2 separate regions of the Homo sapiens genome follow, and region 1 is linked to region 2. A link is a loop called in an ENCODE intact Hi-C map of the cell type or tissue named here. Cell type or tissue: left ventricle myocardium inferior. All regions are shown on one strand. Links, peaks and the distances in the headings refer to the core of each region. The heading gives the core; the rest is flanking DNA. Region 1 overlaps LDLRAD4 (low density lipoprotein receptor class A domain containing 4). Region 2 holds the start of LDLRAD4-AS3 (LDLRAD4 antisense RNA 3).

Region 1 (9,283 bases), core at 647-8,646, 56 kb before region 2:
GCCTACACTGGACTTTGAAATATGTTGTGTATACATTTCTCCTCCTTCCTCAGATTTGCCTTGTGATTAGGCTAACAATCTAAGAGATAAGGCCAATCAGGTTAGATGCTGGCAGGAAATTCATAAAACTGATTATTTCTTGGGAAACTGAAAGCTCTGTTTGTAAAAGGCTAGCTTGATTTCAGTGGATGGCTTTTTGTTAGTGGGAAGTGGAGATTCAGGGCAAAATGCAGGAATGGGTTTTTAGGGTACAGTGGCTGCCCCTCCAGTTGAAGGTCCATGGGGTGCATTCTCATGGCCACCAGAGAAGATGGCAGTTAGTTATTATAAGTATCAATACGGGCCAGGTGCGGTGGCTTACGCCTATAATCCCAGCACTTTGGGAGACTGAGGCGGGTGGATTGCTTGCATCCAGGAGTTTAAGACCAGCCTGGGCAACATAGCAAAATCCCGTCTCTACTAAAAATACAAACATTTAGCTGGGTGTTGTGGCATGCACCTGTATTCCCAGCTACTTGGGAAGCTGAGGTAGGAGGATCACCTGAGTCTGGGAGGTGAAGTTTGAAGTGAGCTGAGATTGTGCCACTGCACTTCAACCTGGGTGACAGAACCAGACCCTGTCTCAAAAAAAAAAAAAAGAAAGAAAAAAAAGTGCCTCTATAGAGTCCTAAGAGCAAAATCATCTTTTGTTAGTATGCTTATCTCATAGTTTTGCCGTAAGTGCTTAACAAATGCTTGAACAAAGCATTTGCTATTAGACTAATATGTTACTACTTCCAAGTATTTTACTTGGATACTGATATGGTTTGGCTGTGTCCTTACCCAAATCTCATCTTGAATTGTAGTTTCCATAATTCCCACCTGTCGTGAGAGGGACCCAGTTGGAGGTAATTGAATCACAGGGATGAGTCTTTCCTATGCTGTTCTCATGATAGTGAATAAGTCTCATGTGATCTGATGGTTTTATAAAGGGCAGTTCCCCTGCACACGCTCTCTTGCCTGCTACCAGGTAAGACGTGACTTTGCTCCTCATTTGCCTTCAGCCATGATTGTGAGGCCTCCCCAGCCATGTGGAACTGTGAGTCCATTAAACCTCTTTCCTTTATAAATTATCCAGTCCCTGTTATGTCTTTATTAGCAGTGTGAGAACAGAATAATACAGATACTTTTGTTGAAATTGCCATCATGAGACCCAACCCAGTAGTCTGCACCCAAGTTCTTTTTTGTTTCTTTGAGACAGAGTCTTACTCTGTTTTCCAGGCTGGAGTGCAGTGGGGCAATCATGGCTCACTGTAGCCTTGACCTCCTGGGCTCAAGCAGTCCTCCCACCCCAGCCTCTTGAGTAGCTGATTACAGGTGCACATCACCAATGCCCAGCTAATTAAAAAAATTGTTTGGTAGAGATAGGGTCTCACTATGTTGCCCAGGCTGGTCTCAAACTCCTGGACTCAAGTGATCCTCCCACCTCAGCCTCCCAAGTGTTGAGATTACAGGGATGAGCCATCACGCCTGGCCTGCACTGAGTTCTGAAGTTAGTATTTGCTCAGGGCAATTCCCTAACTCTTTGACAGTAGTCAGATCAGTGGCATGACTTTGCCTCAGTTACTGCATTGTCTGCTACTTCCTCATATGTAATCTCTGGCCCCATCACACTGCCTACTATTCCTAGAGCATGACATGTCCTTTACACCCAGCCTCTGTTCTTTCCAGCTCTTAAAGTATCCTTATCTTTCTTTTCTCTCTGAAAAATTTCTGCTCATTTTCAGCACTCAGGTCAGCTAATATCTCCCTTATAAAGAAGTATTATCATAAGGTTCCATATTTCTCTATTATAACATTTACCATGGTGTTTCTATTTGAATGAATGAGATTCATTCACTTCTCTCTCATCCATTCATATGATATTGATCAAGTGCCTATTATGGACTAGGTACATGAGGAACTAGAGAGACAGCAGTGAAGGTTCAGACAGGGTCCCCGACTTTATGGGCCTCCACTCCAGCAGGGCAGGTGGACTGAACTAGCTATATAATTACGGTGGTGAGAAAAGGATTTGTTTACCTGTTAGCATTTCTAGATTATGAGCTCTTGGAGGGCATGGATTTTTGTCTTCCTTGTTTTTGAAGCCCCAGTGTCTTAGAATAGCACCCGGCAGCCAGTAGGCGCTCCGTAAGTGAACGAATGAACTGAGCACTTAATGTACCAATTTGTACATGATCTTATGGACGATCACTTTGCTCCCAGCAGCTTCTCAAATTTTTATTGATCTATGAACCGAGCTGAGAAGTTCATAGTTGAAGACTGTCCTGAGCTTCCTGGATGCGCTGCTTCCTTCTCCTGGTACGTAGTAAGGGCAGCGTGTGTGACCTGACAGGATCACAGCAAGGCTGTGCATCAGTCAGGATTCTTCTTGCAGGCAACAGCCACCACCAGCAGGAAGGGCTCCTCTTGAGCCTTGCTGTCTTCTCATGTTTCCAGTGCCACGTCAAGCCCAGGATGGTGCTTTGAGTGGAGCTTGGGTCGCATGACTGTGCTTGGCTGTAAGGAAGGTTGGAATCCAGTGCTGTGCTTGTATCTGCGTTTTCTGTTGCAAAGGCACTCCCTTTCCCACAGACCTATCAAGTGGGGAGGGAAGGAGGTTTCAGTGCTTGGCAAGAAATATCACTGTACGTGTTCACTACTCACTGACATGTAATTGGTCAACTGTTCGTAAATTCCGGCTATTTTGTGTTTAAGCTGATAGAGAATTCTGACAAAGTAAATGTGAGCTTCTGCGGAAGTTTCTATCACAGTATTTTTAAACATGCATCAATATCTTTGTAAATTGAATTGCTCCGTTTAACCTCATCTCATAGTGTGATCAATCGAGGCCTCAGGTCTCTGACCAGGCACTTGCAGTAATTTTTCAAGAACACTGTATTTGACAGAAACAGCCTGGTAGAATGTGATTTGGGAAAAGGGATAATGTCTTCAATTGAGTACGGAAATTATGTCTTTAAACGTCTGGGAATTCTATTCAATCATTCAGTCAACTGTCAACATTTACTGGATGTCCAGTGTTTGCAGTGACCTAACGATTGCTGTGTAGTGATTTGCATTCTTTAGTAAGTTTTTCCAAGAAGTTTTATATCTTCTTTCTAGGAGAGAGTATGGTTGGGCTGGGCGGGGTGGCACACGCCTGTAATCTCAGCGACTGTGGGAAGCTGAGGCAGAGGAGTGCTTGAGCCCAGGAGTAGGAGTGCAGCCCATGCAACATAGAGAAACTCCAGAAATTAAAAAAAAAAAATTTTTTTTTAAATCACTGGGAAAAGAAATAATTATAAGAGAGTACCTGCGTTTCTACCCATACCCGAGGTTTTCTTGTTTGTGATCATTAAATAAGTGGATGGTGTTGCTCTGGTGGTGTGCTGGACATATTTTCTCAAACCAGAGGTGCACTATAGTCCACCATGCTTTGTTCCAAAATTTGTAGTGGAGGTCTACCTCATGCCTCGTTTTGTGCCAGGCACAAATGAAATCCAGAGATGAACATCTTGGGGTGCCTGCCTTAGCAGGCAAGACTCTTGGTTGAAGGGACAGCAGGTGGGCCTTGGGGCCAGGCATCCTTGGGAGATGCCTCCATCCCCACCATTGCTTGGCTTTGTTGCTTTGGGCAAGTCACATGACCTCTTGGAGCCCGTTTCATCCTTGTAGGATGGGGTTACTGATACCCACCTCATTGCACTAAGTGGGCCAGTGAATGTACAGTTCAGTACCTTCCTCATGCAGTTGGCATCTCTATTGTCACTGTCACTTAGAGGCCAGAGGACAGGCAGGACCCAGACACTGGAGTGCATTTGATGCCAGGCTGTGGAATTTGAATTTTACAAAGAGGAGTCATGTTTCCATTTACTAATTACACGATTAACTGGAGAATATGCTAAAGTCCCCCATTGTCACAAATTACAGTTTCTTTCTTACTTTTGCATTTCTGTGTTTGCTGCAGCCCAGCAGGAGGTCCATTAAACCAAAAGGACTCATTATCTCCTCAGGACAGGGATGGTGAGGGAGGAGGCTGGCTTGCAGACACCTGCCCTTGCTGTCCTCAGCAGGAAAGGGTGGGGAGCTCGAGAAGGAGAAGCCCACACGCCCTTCTGTCCTTGGACTGTGTAGACCTTCTTAGGGTGGCTTCATTATTTGCCAGGCAGTAAACTCCCTGATTATCAGACACATCTGTATGCCAAGCGAAGTATTAAAACAGACTCTTTGCAAAGCCTATGGAAGTGTTTTTTGGGCAACCACTCTTGGTACTGTTTTCATGCATGACCTTGGATAATTGACATTTGTCTGTGGTTCAAACTGGAGATGTCCAGTGCTTACAGATACCTAAAGATTGCTGTGTAGTAATTTGCATTCTTTAGTAAGTTTTTCCAAGAAGTTTTATATCTTCTTTCTGTGAGAGTACAGCTGGGCTGGGCAGTGTGGTCCATGCCTGTAATCTCAGCTACTCTGGGAGGCTGGTTGTGGGGGCATCTGTTGCCTGGAGGTCTCTGGAATAATACAACACAGGGCCCTGAGCCCCAGAAATGCTGGCTTATTCCTCTTGAGTTTCCTCCTCAGTTAAGGGATTATTCAGGTTTCCAAAACACACAGTCTCTTATGACCTGAGAAAGGTCTCTCATTTGCATTTGCTCATTACGGTGGGTAATAGACTGGAAGTATGACCTTTCTCCAGTTAACGACCCTTCCCCACAGACGAGGCTTGCGTGCCTGTGTCTATAGCACATAGTGCGCCTGAGCTGATGATGTGGCTCTTCTGAACAGCTGCGGTGGCAGCCCTGAGGCCAAGGCCCCGGCTACTCTAGGGTGGGTGTGGGGTGGGAGGTGTGCTTTCCCACCAAAGGAAGTCTGGTTGTATAGGCAGACTTGTCTCCCCGGTGGTTAGGGCTGTCTGAGGAGCTGCTCTTGTTTCCAAGAGTTTCAGGTACGTAGTGTACTGAGGGGAGCCCCCAGGATTAATACACAAAGTGGATGACACCTCCAGGTTACTAGAGAGGCAAACCTCACCCCCCCAGGACGGTCCCTTGCAAACCCTTGCAGTCCGCCATATCCATCTTTCCCACTGGATTCCAGTTCTCCAAGGAAAAGCCAGGGCCTGGAGCCAGGGCCACGCTGCCCGGTGTCCCAGCCCAGCAGGCATCAGGGTGGGTGGGGAGCCTGGGCTGCCCGGAGGGGTGCTCCCTCTATGCCCTTGTACCCCACGTGGCTCCTTCTTTGAAGCTGTGTCTCAGTCCCAGGGGAGAGCCTTCCAGGATGGAGGTTGAGAGGAGGGGAACGTGCATGGCTCTGTCTTCATCTCTGCGGTGACTTGCGTCGTAGGAGAGCTTTGGTGTGGGCTGTGCTGGCCAGTCATCACAGTGCCCTGCAGGGCGCAGGGCTGAGGGCAGGCTGACCAGACCTTCCATGAAGAGATCGGGCTGGCGGGGACACTGGAGTCCTCACTCTGCTGAGTCCAGCTCTGCCACACGTGGGCTATTCTGAGCTATGGCGAGTCATCATCCTCAGTTTCCCTTTGGCGAAGTGGGCCCAGTGATGCCCAGGAGCACCTTTTGAGGGTTGAGTGTGCAGCTTTAAATGCGAATGCCCACGATTCTGTGTTCTCCAGCCAAGTGTGGGGTACCCAGACCTCTTCCAGTTCTTGCCCTTCTTTTAAGTGGTTTGCATGAGATCCTCCAAGCACTGTCACTTTTTGAAACCCTGGCTTTTGTTTCCAGTTTCCTTTTCCAACAATAACAGGAACTTTGTGTTTAGTGGTTGGTGGTTCCACCTTCACTTAATGGGTTCGTCATCTCTCTGGGCATGTGAGCAGGGCTCGGGATCACGTCTCTGCTATAGAGACACACGGTGAAAACAGGCTTCAGCAGAGAACCACCGTTTGAATTATATGATGGCTTAAAGAAAGCTCTGTGTCTACTTCTGACATCTGTGTTTCTTGGTATGATGCTGGCACCTTAAAACATTTTTGCCCGTGTCTAGTAATATAGGAATTCATTCACTCATTTATTTATTCAACAAAATTTTCTTTGCTATTTGCAAAAATGTTATTTGCTATAGCAAATAAAAGCTATGCTCTATGCAATGGAAGAACACAGGTATGAACTATACAAGATTAATTCCTTTACAAAACTCTTAATAAAGGGAAAAACACTTATGAAAATAGAAGGTATCATTAATAATTATAGCATACACTTACATAATACTCTCTGTGCCACACTATTCTTGGTGCTTTCTATTTATATTATTTCAATTAATCCTCATAGCAACGTGTGAGGTAGGTACTATTTCTGTCTCCTTTTTATAGCTAAGGGAACTGAACCACAGACAGGTTAAGTGGCTTGCGCAAGATTGCACAGCCAGTAAGTAGTAGAGCCAGCTTCGAAATCCAGGCACTCTTGCAGCAGTATCCACTCTTAATCACCTGTGCTACACTGCCTTGGAAAGCAGTTGTTACATTAGAAAAGTGAAGGCAGATAATCCTGTGGGGAATGGCTTGTAGCTTGAGAGGTTCCAGAGTTCACATCTCACTGTAGTAGGGATACACCCAGCCAAAGTCTGAAAGTTAGAAAAATTATTTTAAGAAGTATGTTTGCATAAGTTGATTCCTTCTCTTTCAGGTTTATCTGCCATAATTCATAAGGCTCATACAAAAATTCAATGCGAAAGTTAGGTCTTAAGGAAAACCACGTGATTTGTTTCACTTTGGTGCGGTGGTCTAAACCTCTCTATTTATTTGCCAGTAGAACAATGCTTTATTAGTTTGCTGTTTTTCTTTTTTTTTTTTTTTGAGACAGAGTCTCACTCTGTCACCCAGGCTGGAGTGCAGTGGCGCGATCTCGGCTCACTGCAAGCTCTGCCTCCCGGGTTCACGCCATTCTCCTGCCTCAGCCTTCCAAGTAGCTGGGACTACAGGCGCCCGCCACCACACCTGGCTAATTTTTTTGTATTTTTTAGTAGAGACGGGGTTTCACCGTGTTAGCCAGGATGGTCTCGATCTCCTGACCTAGTGATCCGCCCATCTCGGCCTCCCAAAGTGCTGGGATTACAGGCGTGAGCCACCACGCCCAGCCAGTTTGCTGTTTTTCAAACTACATAATCATGCTCCCTTACAGTGGCCTGGAGATGTCAGTATTCCTTTTTGCTCAATCAGTTTATTGTAGGTAAATGTGTGTGTGTGTTGTGTGTGTGTGTGGTTTGTGTGTGTGTGTTTCTTTTTATCTACCTTCTTTGCTATATACATTTTGCCATATGAAAACCCTGGTAACCACTGGGCACAGGTTTCTATTGGTAGACACCACTTATCCACGGAGGAAGTGAGGACCCGGAGGTGGGAGGCTTCCCCAGCAACATGGCTCACATCTCGTTTAAGGTGCTGACAGTGCTGGAGGCTGGGCTGTTTAAGGTGCTCAGCAGCACTGCACCCGCACTGAGCCCTGGAGCTCCCGCTCCCCACCCGCCCTCTGAGGCCCTCCCAGGCTGGCTCCTTTCTCCCTCTGTAGCTTCCTCCTCAATTAGGCTCTCTTCCAACTCCCAACTCAACCCTGGTTGTGCCAGAAGTGAACTCCTCTGTACCCCCTCCACCTGGGCAGGGCTCTACACTGCCACCCCTTCTGGTCACCTGCCTTCAGGGCCTGGCTGGGCGCCATCCTTATAGGGAGCCTCTCATGGTTCCAGGGACCCAAAGTCCTTTGATCTGCCTCGCCCCTGAGACTTGCAAGTTCATACCATGGGGTCTGGCCTGAGGCAAGCCTCTTCCGGGTCGTTCTTCCTGCCTGATGGACCCTTAAAGCTGCATCTCCTGTTGCTGCCCTGAAGACTCTGGTTGTGTTTTCTGTGTCTCCGGCCTCGCTGCTGTTGGCTTCTGGGTCTTTATTCCATTGCAGGCCCTGTTGCTGTAGACAGCCCTTGGGTTTTATGTGTTCAACTTTCGACCAACCTGCACTTTGGCACATTGCATGTTGTGACACATAAACCATTTTTGGTGTGCTAAGTTCAAAGTTTTGAACAACAGCTGATGAACAAATATTTTGAGCTATGATTTGCTGGCACTGCTTGCAAGTTTGGTTTCTGAAGCATTTATTTATTCAGTCTACATTCATTCCAAAATATTTGCAAGTGCCTATGGAGATCCAAGCATTGCTCCAGAGAATAGAAGCTAAGCCGCCACACCTGGTTCCCACCCTTGGGAAGCTTTCAGCCCAGCCTCACCTCCTTTAAAATCTTTGTGCATTAGGGACTGAAAACCAGGAAATAGAGATTTTATATAAATGAATACATAGATGATTGAATTTAGTGGTGGCTTGATTCTAGGACACAGAATACTTCATGTACTTTTATCACCAATGATGAAAACTTGCGGTGAGTGCTTCAATTGGAATGTATTTGCTTGGCTTTACAAATGACCTTAGGGCTATATTTATAGAATCATTAAGGGTCTGAAGGAGTTCCTTAAATTTTTAGTTATACTTTGCTGCATTTTATTGGGAACATTATTTGCTATAATGGCATCTATGCAGTTGGGGATCCACATAGGTTTTGGGACAAGGACATCTGTACGTAGACATCTACAACCCAGAGGTATGCTCGTTAATGTTAATTTTTGTGTCATTTTACAACATATTGTGCCATATAAATGATCATCCAAAAAAGGAAGCAATAAATTTGGAAGTCATCAAGCCATAGTTTTGGATCATGATTAGGTCCAAACTTTTGCAGACCTGATACCTATCTTGGAGATTTTTATTTTTTTTATTTTTTAGAGACAATCTTGCTCCTTTGCCCAGGCTACAGGAGGCTGGGGTGCAGTGGTACAATCATAGCTCACCACAACCTATCTGAGAGTCTTTTAAGTTCTTTACGTGAATGATTTAATTTTATTGTTAAAATATCCACACAAATAGAGACTGTTAATATCTGCCGTTTATAGGTATCCAAACTGTGACCCAGAAAGGTTAAGTCACTTTCCCAAGATCACACAGGTAATAAGTAGTTGCACCAGGATTCAAACCCGGCAGTCTTATTCTAGTGCCACCATGTTATAGCCTCTCCCTTCTTTGCACCTGAAATTTCTCAGCTCTAAAATAAGGGAATTGGTTTATATAACCTTTAGGGTCTCTTCCAGCCTAACATTATGTGGTCTCTGACGTATTAGCTGGTAGAAGACTGGATGTACCCTCACGTGCACATGTTCACACACACCTCCACAGACACAGACGTGAGCCTGGTGGACCTCCCGGAAGGCGTGCAG
Region 2 (9,283 bases), core at 775-8,774:
TAGTTGTCTCTTTCAGGGATAATGGAATTGTTCAACATAAGAAAATCAGGCCTGGGCACGGTGGCTCAGGCCTGTAATCCCAGCACTTTGGGAGGCTGAGGTGGGCAGATCATTTGAACCCAGGAGTTCAAGACTAACCTGGGCAACATGGCAAAAGCCTGTTTCTACAAAAAATACAAAATTAGCTGGGGGTGGTGGCGGGTCCCTTTGGTCCCAGCTACTTGGGAGGCTGAGGTGGGAGGATCACCTGAGCCTAAGAGGTTGAGGCTGCAGTGAGCTGTGATCATGCCAGTGCACTCCAGCCTGGGTCACAGAGTGAGACCTTGTTTCACCAAAAAAAAAAAAAAAAGGAAAATCAAACAATATAATATACCACATTTATAGAATGAAAGAAAAAAAATGAGATCTTCTCAATAGACACAGAAAAGGCATTTGACAAACTCTTAACCTTCTTTGATTATAAAAACACACAAAAACCTAGAAATAGAAGGAACTTCTTCAACAAGATAAAAGGCATGTCCTCGTCCAGCTGGGTGCCTCTAACAAAATACCATATACGAGGTGGCCTGTAAACAACAGAGGTTTATTTCTCATTGTTCTGGAGGTCGGAAGTCTGAGATCGGGGCACCACCAGATTCTGTGTCTGGTGGGGGCCTGTTTCCTGGTTCATAGATGGAACATTCTTGTTATATCTTCACATGGTGGAAGGGGCCAGCCAGCTCTCTGGGATCTCTTTTATAAGGACACTAATCCCATTTATGAGGGCTCCGCCCTCATGACCTAATCACCTCCTGAAGGCTCCACTTCCTAATATCCTCACATTGGTAATTAGGTTTCAACATGTGAGTTGTAGTGGGGCACAAACATTCAGTCTATAGCAGGGTATTTATGAAAAACCTACTAATACCATACTCAGTGGTGAAAGCTTTAAACCCTAAGACAAGGAACAAGAGAGGATACCCACTTTTACCAATGCTGTTCAACATTGTACTCCAGGTTCTAGCCAGAGCAACTAGACAAGAAAAAGAAATAAAAGGCATCCAATTGCAAAGAAAAGAATGAAAACTATCCCTGTTCAAAAATGACATGATCTTATGTATAGAGTATCTCCGAGATGCCACAAGAAAGCTACTAGAACAAATAGATGAATTCAGCAGAATTGCTGGGAACAACATCAACATGCAAAAATCAAGTGTGTTTCTATACATGTGCCATGAACAATCTGAAAAGGAAATTAACAAAGTCATTTCATTTAAATTAGCTCTAAAAGAATAAAATACCTAGAAGTAAATTTAACCCAGGAAGAAAGATTTGTACACTGAAAACAATACAAAATATTGCTGAAAGAAATTAAAGAATACCTAATTAAATGGAAAGACGTTCCATATTCATGGGTAAGAAGACTTAGTATAGCTAACACATAAATACTACCTAAAGCCATCTACAGATGCAATACAATCCCTATCAAAATTCTAACAGCCTTTCACTTTTGCAAAAGCTGATCTTAAGATTCATATAGAATTTCAAGGCACACCTTACAGCCAACACACTCTTGAGAAAGAACAAAGTCAGAGGACTCACACTTCCCAGTTTCAAAATTTACAAAAGTACTGTAATCAACACGGTGTGGCGTGGACTTCAGGATAGATGCATAGACCTATGAAGAGAACTGAGAGTCCGGACATCCACACAGCTATGGCTGGATGATTGGATGATTTTTGATAAGGGCTCCAAGTCCATTTAATGGGAAAGAATAGTCTTTTCAACAAATGATGCTGGGGCAACTGGGTTCCTGCATCAAAAGAAGGGAGTTGGACCCTATCTCATATCAGGTACAAAAATTAGCTTGAAATGTATCAACGACTTACATTTAAGAGCCAAGAGCATAAAATTCGTAGGAGAAAACATAGGGGTAAGTTTTCATGATGTTGGATATGGCAGTGGATTCTTAGCTATAACACCCAAAGTATGAACAACAAAAGAAAAAAAAACAGATAAATTTGACTTTATCAAAATGAAAGACTTGTGTGCATCCAAAGACATTATTAAGAGAGTAAAAAGACATCCTACAAAATGGGAGAAAATATTTGCAAGTCATTTATCTGATGAAGGCTTATTATTCAGAATATATAAAGGACTGCAAATCAAAACCCCAATGAGATACCATCCCACACCAGTCAGAATGGCGATCATTAAAAAGTCAGGAAACAACAGGTGCTGGAGAGGATGTGGAGAAATAGGAACACTTTTACACTGTTGGTGGGACTGTAAACTAGTTCAACCATTGTGGAAGTCAGTGTGGCGATTCCTCAAGGATCTAGAACTAGAAATACCATTTGACCCAGCAATCCCATTACTGGGTGTATACCCAAAGGAATATAAATCATGCTGCTATAAAGACACATGCACATGTATGTTTATTGCGGCACTATTCACAATAGCAAAGACTTAGAACCAACCCAAATGTCCAACAACGATAGACTGGATTAAGAAAATGTGGCACATATACACCATGGAATACTATACAGCCATAAAAAATGATGAGTTCATGTCCTTTGTAGGGACATGGATGAAGCTGGAAACCATCATTCTCAGCAAACTATTGCAAGGACAAAAAACCAAACACTGCATGTTCTCACTCATAGGTGGGAATTGAATAATGAGAAGACATGGACACAGGAAGGGGAACATCACACACCGGGGCCTGTTGTGGGGTGGGGGGAGGGGGGAGGGATAGCATTAGGAGATATACCTAATGTTAAATGACGAGTTAATGGGTGCAGCACACCAACATGGCACGTGTATACATATGTAACTAACCTGCACATTGTGCACATGTACCCTAAAACTTAAAGTATAATAATAATAAAAAAAGAACTACTAAAAGACTCAACAACAAAAGGACAAATAACCAAACACAAAAATGGGCAAAGGGCTTAAATAGACATTTATCCAAAGAAGATATGCAATGACCAATAAACAAATGAAAACATACCAAGTATTCTTAGTTATTTGAGAAAGGAAAATCAAAACCACAATGAGATACCACTTCACACCTACCAGAGGGGTTATGATTTTAAAAATCAGAAAATAACAAGCATTGGCAAAGATGTGGAGAAATTGGAACCCCTTTTTATTACTGATAGGAGTTTACAACGATGCAGCTACTATGGAAAACAGTTTGATGGTTTCTCTACAAGTTAAACATACAATTACCATATGATGCAACAATTCCACTCCCAGGTGTACAACCAAAATAATTGAAAACAAGGACCGGAACAGATATTTGTACCCACTGTTCATTACAGCATTATTCACAATGGCCAGAGAGTGGAAATAACTTACAAGTCTATCAACTGATGAAGAGATAAAAAATGTGGTATATACACGTGATGAAATATTACTCAGCCATAAAAAGGAATGAAGTTTGGATGAACCTTGGAAAACATTATGCTAAGTGGAATAAGCCAGTGACTAAAATATAAGATATGACAAATATATGATACTGCTTATATGAAATATCTAGCATACACAAGGTCAGAGAGACAGGAAGTGGATTAGAGGTTACCAGGAGCTTGGAGGAGGGAAGAATTGAGACTTTACTGCTTGATGGTTACAGAGTTTTGTGTTCAGGGAAGAGATTTGGAAATGGATGGTGGTGACAGTTGCACAACAGTGCAAATGTTAGTAACACCACTGAATTGTGTCTCAGTTACTGGGAGGCTGAAGAGGGAGGATTCTTTGAGCCAGGGATTTGGAGGCTGGCCTGGGCAACATAGTGAGACTCCATCTCTAAAAATAAATCTAATAATGATTAAAGTGGCAACATTTGTTATATATATTTTACTACAATAAAAAGTTAGAAAAAATCGTGGGACTATTTGGAGTGCAATTAACAACATTGAGTTTTATTTCTCCTTCTCCAGACTAACATCTAACAGGTCTGTGGATCAGAAATGATGGTGGAGCAGTTGCCCTTTGACATAGCGATAGACCGTGTGGAAATGGTATTCAGTAAGCCCTTGACATCCAAAGGGGTGCACATGCAGACCTTTGCAAATCTCCAATAGAGGGCTGCAGAAATGTTTGTAGAGTCTCTTGACTTTCTTCAGACTCATATTTTCATAGAGAAATAAGTGTTTCCTGCGTATTTTCTCACCTGCAAGTTTAATCTCTCATGAATGGTTGTGTTTCATGAGGAAATAAAGTTTTCAGCACTTTGGAAGTGTGTATAAGGATGGTTAGAAAATCATACTGTCAGGTTGAGATGTGGATTCTCATCCTTCCGCCGGCACCTCACCAACCCAGCACTTGGCCACCATCCTTGTGGCACGTAATTCATGTCTGCCACAGCAAAATAGCCAATGTCCTGGAGCCCTGAGCCCTGTGAGATGTGTAGGAAGTCACCCTGCCCCTGTCTGGCATCTAGTATGAGCTCTAGGCATGTTTGTTGATTGAGTTAGTGAGTCAGTCACTGTCAGTCAGAGGCACATGCTGGGATGTGTTGCGGGAAGTGGATCGCTGACCCTCTGGTCATGGCACTCCCGCCTTCCTGCTCTGGTATGGGCCTGGATGAGGGTGCAAGGGTGTCTGCTGGGGTCAGTTCTGCTTCCCCAGATCCCAGCCACCCTCCTCAGCCACACACAGCACTGACCTCACTCCCCATGCGCTGCCCTGCTCTCAACTTCCACTTCTCCCCAGTGTCTTGGGCAAGCAGAGTGCCCACAAAGACCCCTGTTAGGACGCAATGCCTAGCAGGGGTCTTTGTGGCCCTGGTAACCGCCCTCTCCCTCTCCACCGGCCACTGCAGCTGCATTCACCTCTCCACGCCCAGGCTGCCCTGGTGAAAAGAAGCTCGTTTGTAGACAAAGTGTGGGAGTGTCTTTACTGTGGGTGAAAGAGCAAACTTGGGGATCTCTTTGCAAAGTGCTGGAGATTGTTAATGATGTCATAATTAGTAGGCAGCACTCAAAGTGTTATGACATCATTAACCAGTGATTGTTGTACTCCGTGGCCTTTCTAACTGGCTTGTGATTGGGCCCCAAGGCTGCCTGGCCCTCCGTGAGACCATGTCTGAATAGATACCTGAGAGTTAGACCCATGCGCTGGGTCTGGCTGAGGCTGTGTGTAGATCACAGCAGCGTGAGCACTGGCTGTACCTTTGCCCTGTCCTGCTGCTCTCACTGTCTGCTGTGTCGGGACACTGAGCAGAAGTGGCGGTGGAATGCACACAGCACAGCGTGTCACAGTGCGCATGGGCTCCCCACTGGAAGGGATGTAGCATTGTTTTTCTTTCGTAATGGAGAGAAGAGGGGAAGAAAAGGCCCAGGCACTGGTTCTCCAACTCTTGTACATCCGGTCACTGTCCTGAGATTCAGAAGGTCTGGGGTGTTCTGAGAATTTGCATTTCTGACAAGTTTGCAGAGAGTAATGCTGATGCTGCTGGTTCAGGGACCCACTCGGAGAGTCAGTGGCCTGGAGCACTGGAGGGCTCCGTGGAGCTGGGGAGGGTGGAGGGATGACGGCCTCGGGATGGCACAAGGAGGTGCCGGGTGAAGAGGAGGTGCCGGAGGCAGGATGGAGCAGCTCACAGTGGTACCTGGGATGGCCCCGTGGCTTCTGCCAAGCCAAATTCTCCTGTTTCATAAGAATTGCTCACCGGTGAGACTCCATTTTTCTTGAAGAACAGTGTTGTTTGTTTTATTTTATTTTCTTTCAGGCATATATAGAATCTTTGGCACTATAAAAAGCATTTACCGCATAATTAATATCTAATTGTTCCCAGAGAAGACACAATCTTATAAGGGGAAGTCATGGGAAGAAGGAAGCTCTGGTCATAAAAACACGATTTCCACCTTCTGTGCAGAGAAACTGCACTCTTAATTGTAGGCAGAAGGGTTTCGTTTGGGTGACTTCATCTTCACCACTGGAAGACGCTGCCCACCTCCCAGCCAACCCCCTCCCCAGACCGAGGGTGGACGGGCCTGGCCGTCAGGGAAGGCCTCGCATTGTGCCATCCAGCCGGGGCTTGGCCATGGCCAGTCTGAGGCAGTGTGGGCTCCTGCGCCTGTTGTCTTTGAAGTCCCTGCAACCAGATCAGCTCTCTGCTCTCTGAGATCCCAGGGCTGTCGAGCTCATTGAAGCCTGCAAATGGGACAGCACTGGCCTTCCTCCTTTTCATTCAGCCACTGGACGGGGCTGGCCCACGAGCCAGCAGATAAAAGAAGTCATTTAAGCTTTGATTTCAGATAAAAGACTTGAGGTTCATGAAATGCTCCAGCATAACAGTGCAGCTTCTGTTCTGTGCTGCAAAACACATTAGAATACAAACAAAGGGGCTGCTCCGTGGAGCCTGCAGGATCCCGACCCTGTCCAGGCTGGGTGCCAGGTCTGAGGGTTTGGGCGTCCTCTCCGCCAATGAGAAATCCACCTGGCGGCCTCCTCTGTCCTGTTCACCCACCCACTCCCATCCACTCTGTCTTCTTACCTTAATTTGCACCTACTTGGCCTTAATGTTGGCAGAAAGGTTACGGAGAGACAGTTTAAGGTCAAGTGCAATAAAATGATTTCATTTACACATCACAGAGGTCCCTGGTTAATACACTGCAGAATGTTCTATTCTCATGAATAATCTTGCTTCACAAACATACTCCTTGTTTGTTTTCACTGGGTAGAAAGGGACAGGTTTCATAGTTAACAGCGAGCACATCTGAGCAAACACGTACCTCTTTTTCTTGAGTAATGTGTAGAGAACATTTTGTGGTAGTGTTTATGTCTGTCTTTTGCAAACGTTAGAAGATAGTGTTAATTCTTTACTCATCATCTCAGTATGTCATTATCATTCTCTGAACAGCATTTGTTTGTAGAAGTCAACATTAATTAATCTTCTCAACTGAAATGAAAATACTTTATGGGAATACACTGAGAACCCCCCGCCCCCGCCTGCCAGCACATCAGATGGATTGAAGCATTTGAAGGCAGAATATAGTTCACAGAAAAAGCAAACCTAATTATAACCTAAAGATCATACATCAGGTGAGTTATGTTCATTTCAAAACAGAGACATTAAAAATGTGTCTTCTTCTTGCCCAGGCAAAAATCCCACAAGGGTAAGAAAGAGCACGTGGCCTGGATTCTTCATCCCATCTCCAGCTTCTCTAGTTGTTTATTGTAGGCATTTATCCCATAGTCTAGGTGTTTCTGCATGAAAATCATATCACAGCCAGACAGATTCAAAAACCTAGTGGGGGCTGGGCACTGTGGCTCATGCCTGTAATCCCAGCACTTTGGGAAGCTGAGGCAGGATGATAGCTTAAGGCCAGGAGTTTGAGTCTCTACAAAAAGTAAAAATTAGCTGGGTGTAGTGATGCATCTGCAGTAGTCCCAGCTACTCAGGAGGCTGAGGTGGGAGGCTTGCTTGAGCCCAGTTGGAGGCTGCAGTGAGCTATGATCGTGTCACTACACTCCAGTCTGGGCAGCACAGTAAGATCCCATCTCATATATATATATATATATATATATATATATATATATATATATAACGTTTACATTTTATATATATTTATAATATACATATTATACAGGGGCGGGGCTTATACACCAGATCCAAATTCAAACACTTTCTTTTTGAGAGACGCAACCTCAGGCCCCAAAGTGAAGTTCCTGAGAGCCTGTGGCATTTGTCTCTGATCCAGGAACCACCTTAACCCCAGACAAATAGGACCCATGCTCTTGCTGATGTGGTTTGGCTCTGTGTCCCACCAGATCTGTTGCTGAATTGTAATCCTCAGCATTGAAAGTGGAGTCTGGTAGGAGGTGGTTGGACCATGGGGGTGGTTTCTTGTGAATGACTTAGCACCATCTGTTTGGTGCTGTTGTCGTGGTAGTGAGTTCTCATGAGGTTCGGTTGTTTGAAAGTGTGCAGAACCCGCCTCGTGCTCTTTCTCTCCTGCATTAGCCATTAAGATGTGCTTGCTCCCCCTTTGCCTTCGCCATGATTGGAAGCTTCCTGAGGCTTCCCCAGAGGCAGAAGCCACTATGCTTCCTGTACAGGCCCCTGCAGAACTGTGAGCCAGTTAAACCTCTTTTTTAATATAAATTACCCAGTTTCAGGTATTTTTGATAGCAGTGTAAGAACAGACTAATACAGCCGCTAAGCCGTGAGGAATCCTCAACCAGCCCAGCCCCTGCAGCCCTTGGGCTGCACATTTCCTAGGTCAGCCTGCAAAAACCCTGAGTCAGACATATCCATCCCAACCTCAGGAGTTAGACACGTGTCAGATTCAAATGGAAGCAACATTGGGAAGCGGCTTCCAGCCCACTGGGTGCAGATCCAAGCCATTGCTCCCTCCATGCAGGACAGAAAGTGATGGTGTGGCCAGTGCAGCAGTCCTGATACCCCAGTGAGGACTTCGGGGCCAGGTGGGTCTTGCTCCCTTCCTCCTGGACCCAGAGGATGGTCTGCAGGGGAGCAGAGGAACTGGGATGGAAGTGAAGCCAGTGCCTGGCCAGAGGGAGAGGGGCCACAGGTGCAGATCATGAGAGTGTCTGGAGACTCCAGAAGTAGAGTTGATTCTACCCCACACCTACCTGGCACCTTGTCTCAAAGACAACAACAACAAACAACAAAAGGTCTTTGTCTCCCGAGGTTAGGATGGCTATGTCTGACTCGGGATTTTTGGGTGGCAGTTAGAGAGGACTCAGGCTGACCCAGGAAATGTGCGGCCCAGGGGCTACAGGTGCTGGGGTTGGTGGAGGATTCCTCATGGTTTAGCATGAGCTGAGTCCTGCTTATCTGGGGTTAAGATGGTTTATGGGTCATAGACAAATGCCATGGGCTCCCAGGAGCCACAGTTTGGGGCCTGAGGGTGCTTGCCCTGGGTCTGGGGTGGCTCCTCTTGATTGCTGGGAAGCACCCAAAGAAGCCTTAGTCACATCCAGTGTTGACGTGACTCCAGAGGGAAGTGGAGCAGACAGGAGCCTCAAGGGTGCAAACGTTAAGTTTGCTGTTTTCAGTCTGTGCTTGGCACTTTCCTCACTAGATCTTTTTCACTTAGGTTAAACAATTCTTTCTCCCAGTATGAGGAATGCCAGATTCACAGTGGTGGCTCTGTTTTTTGTTTTGTTTTAAGAGATGTCTCACTCTGTGGCCCGGAGACAACAGGATCCCTGGAGCCCAGGAGCTCAAGGCTGGTTCACTGCAGCTTTGATCTCCTAGGCTCCAGGAATCCTTGTGGCTCAGCCTCCAGAGTAGCTGGGACTCTGGTGCTCGCCACCACACCCC

Evidence for each region. Hi-C counts contacts between places; a loop is a spot of excess contacts. Peaks named below come from ENCODE experiments on the same cell type or tissue, not always from the same donor. Only the 100,000 strongest peaks of a DNase experiment are listed, where the experiment ranks them.
Region 1: a loop joins it to region 2, with 4 times the contacts of the local background. A loop is called at or near these places in 4 of 110 quality-filtered maps.

The regions. Positions count from the first base shown.
Region 1 is chr18:13,410,628-13,419,910 of GRCh38, forward strand. All of the region lies in intron 3 of LDLRAD4 (low density lipoprotein receptor class A domain containing 4), which reads left to right. LDLRAD4-AS1 (LDLRAD4 antisense RNA 1) reads right to left here. Exons shown (of 4, transcript NR_040031.1): 4 at 8,872-9,283. Among named protein-coding and RNA genes, the nearest start is that of LDLRAD4-AS1, 12 kb to the right of the region's middle. In left ventricle myocardium inferior, for the core only: no CTCF peak of the experiment used is centred there; no DNase peak of the experiment used is centred there; H3K4me3 peaks cover 767 bases; H3K27ac peaks cover 4,746 bases.
Region 2 is chr18:13,466,140-13,475,422 of GRCh38, forward strand. The region is part of intron 4 of LDLRAD4 (low density lipoprotein receptor class A domain containing 4); the gene reads left to right. LDLRAD4-AS3 (LDLRAD4 antisense RNA 3) reads right to left here and starts at 4,879. Exons shown (of 2, transcript XR_007066301.1): 1 at 4,655-4,879; 2 at 3,888-4,159. RefSeq lists enhancers at 7,885-8,386, 8,387-8,886. In left ventricle myocardium inferior, for the core only: no CTCF peak of the experiment used is centred there; DNase peaks (open chromatin) are centred at 4,611, 5,192 and 6,374; H3K27ac peaks cover 2,531 bases.